Linked DNA regions of Mus musculus: region 1 is linked to region 2. Evidence: chromatin contacts called from ENCODE Hi-C or POLR2A ChIA-PET data. All regions are on one chromosome and are shown on one strand. The core of a region is the stretch at or near the end of the contact, and the rest is flanking DNA. Distances in the headings are between cores, read along the strand shown. Region 1 holds the start of Snx33 (sorting nexin 33). Region 2 overlaps Cspg4 (chondroitin sulfate proteoglycan 4).

Region 1 (3,183 bases), core at 358-2,857, 34 kb after region 2:
GCTCGGCCTTTCAGTGCCATGGCTCAGCTATCTGTTAGGTCAAGACTGGAAGGAAAATGCCTTGCCCAGATTCAGGATGTTCAACAGGGTGTCCAAAAAAAAAAAAAAAAATGTACTTGCAGCTCAAAGTCTAGTAAGCCCTACCAAGTCCTTTGGGCAGGGCCTCAGCATGCACAGATGCTGTCTAGCTGCCTTTTGGTCAAAGAAGTGTCCATGGTCCAGAAACTGCCTTGGGGTATCTGCCTGTAAGCAGGGAGGGGTTGGTCATGGCCACAGTCTTTCTCCTCTCCCTTGGCAGCCCCTGGAAAGGAGCGGGTCTCTCCCTCCTCACACACCAAGCAGAAAAGTCAAATGACTTGAAGAAAGCAGCTCTGCTAGAACCAGAACGAGACACACACTTTCCACTAAAACAGTGTTGTACAACAGAAGAGATTTACCCTCAGACCACGGTCCCAGGAACGCAGGCAAGGTTCTGCCTCCTCTGGCTCTCCGTTCTTACTGGCTCCGGCTTTGGGAGGCTCTCACATTCTTCTGGAGATCTGCTCCTTCCTCCTTCCTCTCTCCTCCCGGGCCACCGCGTCTTCAAGAATCCAGAAAATTCAAGAGGGGCAAAGAGAATAACAGCAGAGTCCTGAACCAATTCCAAGGGTGGATGTGTCCGGCCTCCAAAAGAGCCAGGCCAGGAAAACAAGGGCCAAAGCTTGCACAACCGGCTGAAAACTACTCGACCCAGGGGGTGCGACCCCGTCTCGCTAGCTCTGGTGCCCTCTTCCCGCCCTGCAAATGGCCAGCCCCCGCCCCCAGATAACAAGGGGGGGCGCGACAAGCAGCGCAAAGAACTTCTGGCCTCTTTCACTCAGTGCCTCTTTTGTTTGCCTAATTCCTCGGCAGTTTCAGAGTATGAAGCTGACCCGGATCAGAGTCTCAGAACCCCTGTCCAGAAGTAACGCTAGGAGAAACCTCCACCATCACCACCCCCCGCCCCTGATGTGCCCCGGAACACTCAACAGCAGTCAGTAGATAGAGCTCTGTCGAACAGATGGCGTAGTCGGGTGTTTGTCAGTCCGTCCGTAGGTTCGTTCTCCGCGATGCCCTCTGGATCCGACCCGAGAGGGACTAGCTGAGCCCCAGCTTCTTGCCTCTTTGCCCCTCACTCGCAGCCCTTCAGCGCTGCCAGCAGGAAGCCAAGTCCAAAACAAACATTCACCCTCCCTTCAAAAAACTAAAAAGAAAAAGAAAAAAGAAAAAGAAAGAAAGAAAAGAGAAGGGGGGAGGAGTCCAGGAGATGGCGTTCCGAGGAAGGAGGCTAAAGCAGTAGGGGAGGTGAGGGGTGGAGAGAGAGGGAGGGAGGTATGAGGGAGGGAAAGCAGGCTACGGAATTCAACAAACTCTACCGCACTTCCGTGCGTCCTGGCCGGTCAGGGACCGCACAGCTCCGCCCTCCCGCGGCCAGGGTGCCACCGCCGGCCTTCCGCTCACTTTCCTTCTGGCGGGCGCCCTCCCTCTCTCCGGTTCAGTCCCGGTGGCCGGGATCCAGGAAATGGACCCGGGAGTCGGGGAGCTGCGAGCTTTCAGCAGCCCAGTTGCCGGCGCCCAGAGCCGCTTCTCGCTCGGATTGGATCGCCGCGTGGGGGAGCTCGCCAGCCGCCTTCGAGCTTCGCCTCCTGGACTTGGTCATCCATCTGCCTTTTCCGTGACGCAAGTGCAGGAAAACTCCGAAAGTTTGCGGAGCGCAGTGGCAAGGAGGGAGCTATAAAGGCTAGGAGAACCGCCTCGGCTGCAGGGGAGCAGAGCTGCGGACTCCCTTTTCCCAACCTCCTTTCCCGCCACGCGTACTTCGATCTGTCTAGGGGCTAACACAGCTCCCGGGTTGTTCTCAGATGGTGTAGGCAGCAAATTGTGACCCTGGTATCCCGCAGGTGATAACCGATGCTGTAAGCAAGATAGGGAGAGGAGCCCTCCTGCCTTCCGCAGCTCCCAGAGTGTGGGGGTGGGGTGCCAAAGACCATGTAACTTCTTCAGTGACAAGTTGCAAGTTTAGGCACAGGCGGGTTCTGGGTTGCTTTGTCCTTTCGCGGGAGCCAGATCTTCCTTCCAGGCCAGCAGCAAATAGCAAGGAGAGAGGAGTGGTCTGGTAAATAGCCTTTAGGCTTCCAGGATTCGACCCTCCACATTAGGCAAAACTAGGTGTACTAAAGACAGGAGTTGTGCTGAACTCTGGAGCGAATATAACAGCTGGATTGCTGCTGTGGTTTTTAATTCACACTGTCTGTCCCATCATTAAGTTTATATTCCAAACAACAAATTAACCGAAACTAAGATTATCGTCTGGAAGGTCATAAGTATCTTCACAGAGAAGCAAGATGTTCCAGCCTAGTGTGGCCAGTGTCGTGCAAAATGCTTGGGAAGGCACTGATCCCAGCCTAAGTGGAACACATATCAAGAACCTTCCAAGCCGTGGTCACCCATTCCTTCAGTCCCAGCACTAACAGAGACAGGCAGATCTCATGAGTTTGAGGCCAGCCTGGTCTACAAAATGAGTTCCAGAAAGCTAGGGATACATAGAAAACCCCTGCCTCTCTGTCTTGTCTCTGTCTGTCTCTCTTTGTTTTTCTCTCTCTGTCACACACACACACACACACACACACACACACACACACACACACACGCACGCACACACACACACCTCCTCTTCCTCTTGGAGCCCTAGAGCCTTATTTACCCAATCTTGCTAGGGCTTCCTACCTCCAGGTTACTATTGTTCTTACTTATTGCTGATTAACTGGTATAAAGTAGTGCTGCTGAAGGTTGGGACATTTGGCTGTTTTGAGGGTCATGACTCCTAGACCTCTGACTCCAAAACTCATAAACTTTGACTCCCTATGAAGGATAACAGCTGGTCGTGATGACACACACGGGAGACTGAGTGAGTGCCAGGCCAGCCTGTGCCACATCTAGCAAGATCTTACCAAAAGTTAACCAAACAAACCGGGAGCTGAAACAGCACTGTCATGAATTGGAGGCTGGACTCCAGTCCCTTTCTTAAACAAACAGACAAACGAGTGGTGGTGGACACATTTAGTCCCAGAATTTGGGAGACAGAGGCAGGTGAATCTCTCTGAGTTCTGGGCCAGCCAAAGATACATAGCAAGACTGTCTCAAATTAAAAATTGAAAGATCTTG
Region 2 (3,307 bases), core at 377-2,876:
ACAGGACCCAGCTCCACCCACCCTGTGCTCAGGAGCCCTGGAAGGAGGCTTCCACTTCGACCTCTCTGACGGCGCACACACTTCTCCTGGACATTTCTTCCGAGTGGTGGCCCAGAAGCAGGCACTCCTCTCCTTGGAGGGCACCCGGAAGTTGACCGTCTGTCCAGGTAGGTCTGCATGCTGGCTAGCCGAGGCAGAATGGAGGATGGTAGCCCAGGACCCTTGTCTGGGCTCCTGTCAAAAGCTAACAGGCTCCTCCATGCTTCACAGAGTCTGTGCAGCCGCTCAGCAGCCAGAGCCTGAGCGCCAGTTCCAGCACAGGCGCTGACCCTCGTCACCTGCTCTACCGGGTGGTAAGAGGCCCCCAGCTTGGCCGACTCCTCCATGCCCAGCAAGGAAGTGCAGAGGAGGTCTTGGTGAACTTCACCCAGGCTGAGGTAAGGGCCTCACTCCTCAGCCACCACACAGACCCCAACCTTACCTCAGGTGGCTGCCAGCTGGAGCATCCACCTCACTGGCAGCTAGCTTCTCTGGATCCTGTCCCAGCTCAGGGTTAGGCCTCCAGAAGGAAGCCACAGCTGGATCCCAGAGGCTGACAAGGGCCCAGGAAGGAGGGCCAGAGGCACCCCAGCGGCTGGTGAGGGCATGAGCTCACTTAGGCTGGACAGTTTGGGATAAAGTTGAGCTTGGGACTCAGGAAAGATGCCAGAGAATGTAAGCAAGCTGGATGCAGATGAGTCCCAGGCAGAGTGGGCCAGTCTGAGGGACACTGAGATCTACTCTTCGGAGCAGAGTCCCTAGGGCACACCAGGACCACCGATCAAAATTATAATTTCCAGCCGCATGTTGAGGCTGACTGAGCGGCTGAGATGCCAGGGCTGTCGGTGCTAACTAGTGTGAGCCAGCAGTCATCACTCTTCACGGATTGGTCCCCACAGGGTCTAAGGCACTGTGAGCAGCTCCTCTGGGCTACGGTAGAGCAAACAGCATGCTTGGTGCTCCCACCTAGAGGCCACGTGGTCACAGCATGACCCCTATTCTTTCTACATGAGCAGGATCCAAGAGAACATGGCTGGCCCTGCCACTGGATCTGCAGCACTATGGTGCTGCTCCAAGAACTTTCCAACAGGGCTTACCCTGACCCTTGAAAAGGGCAGGACCCACCTCCGGGTCCCTTTCCAGCACTCAGAGGCCTCCTGGGCCCCACAAGTTCCTTTCTACCCCATCAGGGTGTGCGCTCCTCCTGAGAAGTACTGGAACACAGAGGGGGGAGGTGCGGGGTGTGGGGGAGCAGCTCCCACCCAGCAGGTAGCTCAGAGGAGGAAGCTGCCTTAAAGAGGGTCAAGTAAGATTCCTCAGACCCTGCACTTCTTTTGCTTCTTTGGCTTCTGTTCTCACTTCTCCCAGGCCCTAGCATCTACCATAGCCCCTTTCTGACCCCTCCCCACAATGAAATCTGCCAGTGGCTAGGGCAGCTGTATGTCCTGAGTCACTGGGAGCCTTGTTATCAGAGTCCTGGAAGGAGGAGAGGCTGGGACAAAGCCACGGTGCCCCTCCCCCACCCAGCAGCACACACACACCCCCCCCCCATGCTCCAGTAACACGAAGGACACAAGGCTGTGGCCACCAGGGGGCCAGACTGGCAGTGCCACCCAAGAAGGCTGGAAAGAGGCTACGTGGCACAGACACCCTCCTCCCCTGGCAGAGGTCAGGCAGCAGTAGGCAGTGGATTGACAGACAGTACCACTGCCCTTCAAGACACTGGGCTAGAAGGGCTCAGGTAACCTCAGTTTGTAGATAAAGAAGTGCATATGCAGTCTGGTGACTTTTATTCAGTATCATGGCTCGTAAGAAGCAAGACCAGGATTAAGCCTTGAGTTCCCTTCACCTAAGGATACTGTCCCCGCACCTGGCCCGAGTTTTGCCTTTTGCTCGCTAGGGCCTTCTCGTACAGGAGCACCAACAGGCAGCCAGGTGTCACGCTGACCTCCACCACCACTGCTGGGGGCAGGGGAGGGGCTCCATTTCCCACCATGCCCACCAGCAGCCTAGACTAGAGGTTACTTACAACTGACAGCCTTCAATCCTTTAGGACACATCTGGCCCACATCAGTTGTCACCGCTGAAGCCTTAGGAAAGTTCTCAGGAACCTGATAAACCAATTCTTTAAAAGCCTGTACTCCTTCTCGAAGCAAATCGCTGAGGGGACGCCCCTCCCTTAACGCAGATCAGCTCCCGGTGTAGACAACACAACCCGACTGCAGCGCTCTGGGACTCTGAGATGGCTCACTCACAACCACCCCACTCCGTTTCTGGTTTACTATCGTGCAAGCCCTGATTTGCTGGAAGGAAAATCTTTCTGCGTTTCCCTCCTAAAAGGGGAAAACAGAGGTAGAGCATGAGGGTGTGTCTTGATCAGAAGGGGCAGGAAACAGATTTCTTTACAGAAACAAAGAATACTACTTGGGCTTGAACATAAACTCGGAGGCCCTAAAGAATGGGTCATAAAGTTGATGTGAGGTCTCCTGGATACCAATGGAGTCTTCGTGATCAGTTAGTGGAGCTGATGCAGCAGTGAGCAGAACTGGCCTCAATCTGGCACAGTGGCACACACCAGCGTCTTGGGAGGCTGAGGCAGGAGAATCACTCGAGCTTGGGAGGTCAAGGCCAGCCTGGGCAACATAGTAAGACCCTTGTTCAAAACAAAAGCAGGAAACTAATCGAATGTTTTCAAAGGCTCACCCTGTGTTAGGACTGTAGAGGCGGTGGGCCGAGGCCTTGAGCAGAACAGGAGCGAGAAAACGTTTGCAGTAACCCAGGTAGGACCTGGGTGGGGAGGGAGAAAGGAGCTAAGGAGCCAAGGAAGTCTCTGGGTTTTCCCTGAGCCACTCAACAGCAGAGCTGCTGTCATGGCGATAGAGTCTCAGGTGAGGCCACTGGGGCACATCTGGGCCTAGCTACAGAGCTTGAAACATTCAATAGACATCAGTGGAGCAAAAGACACAGGTGGATATTTGAGACTGGGGTTCCGGTGAGAGTAAGCTGGGCTGTAGATCCTGGTAAAGACCATTTGAGGCTCTGAGATTGCATGGAGTAGGTAGGGCAGGGACTGACCGTGCCACAGGATGCTGGGGAGCAGGACCCGCAGAGATGATGAGATCTGAGGAGACCCAAAAAGAACATCACATCCCGGAAGTTTCATCTTGTCAGTCGATGCTCAGCGGTCAGAGAGACCTGAGCCAGTCAGTCTCTGGCTCTAATGCACAGGGCCTGTTAGTGCCATTGATGACATCATGGGAACAAAATC

The links. A loop is a pair of places that touch in the nucleus more often than their neighbours do. ChIA-PET counts read pairs that join two places held with the same protein, here RNA polymerase II (POLR2A).
Region 1: a loop to region 2 is called in a map of heart, with 5 times the contacts of the local background. The contact joins the promoter of Snx33 here to the enhancer-like site in region 2. A Hi-C loop is called at or near these places in 16 of 37 maps with a recorded cell type or tissue (CH12.LX, gastrocnemius, heart and 2 more). POLR2A ChIA-PET finds 5 or more read pairs at or near these places in 3 of 5 experiments (Patski and embryonic stem cell).

The regions. Positions count from the first base shown.
Region 1 is chr9:56,926,764-56,929,946 of GRCm38, forward strand. It overlaps Snx33 (sorting nexin 33), which reads right to left and starts at 1,608. Exons shown (of 2, transcript NM_175483.5): 1 at 1-1,608. The coding sequence starts at 20.
Region 2 is chr9:56,892,585-56,895,891 of GRCm38, forward strand. It overlaps Cspg4 (chondroitin sulfate proteoglycan 4), which reads left to right. Exons shown (of 10, transcript NM_139001.2): 7 at 33-167; 8 at 271-437. Among named protein-coding and RNA genes, the nearest start is that of Cspg4, 29 kb to the left of the region's middle. Within about 2 kb of position 1,627, at least 1 of the 3 ENCODE cell types and tissues checked has a DNase peak (open chromatin) inside an H3K27ac peak, as active enhancers do; it is heart, where a contact is called at or near this core.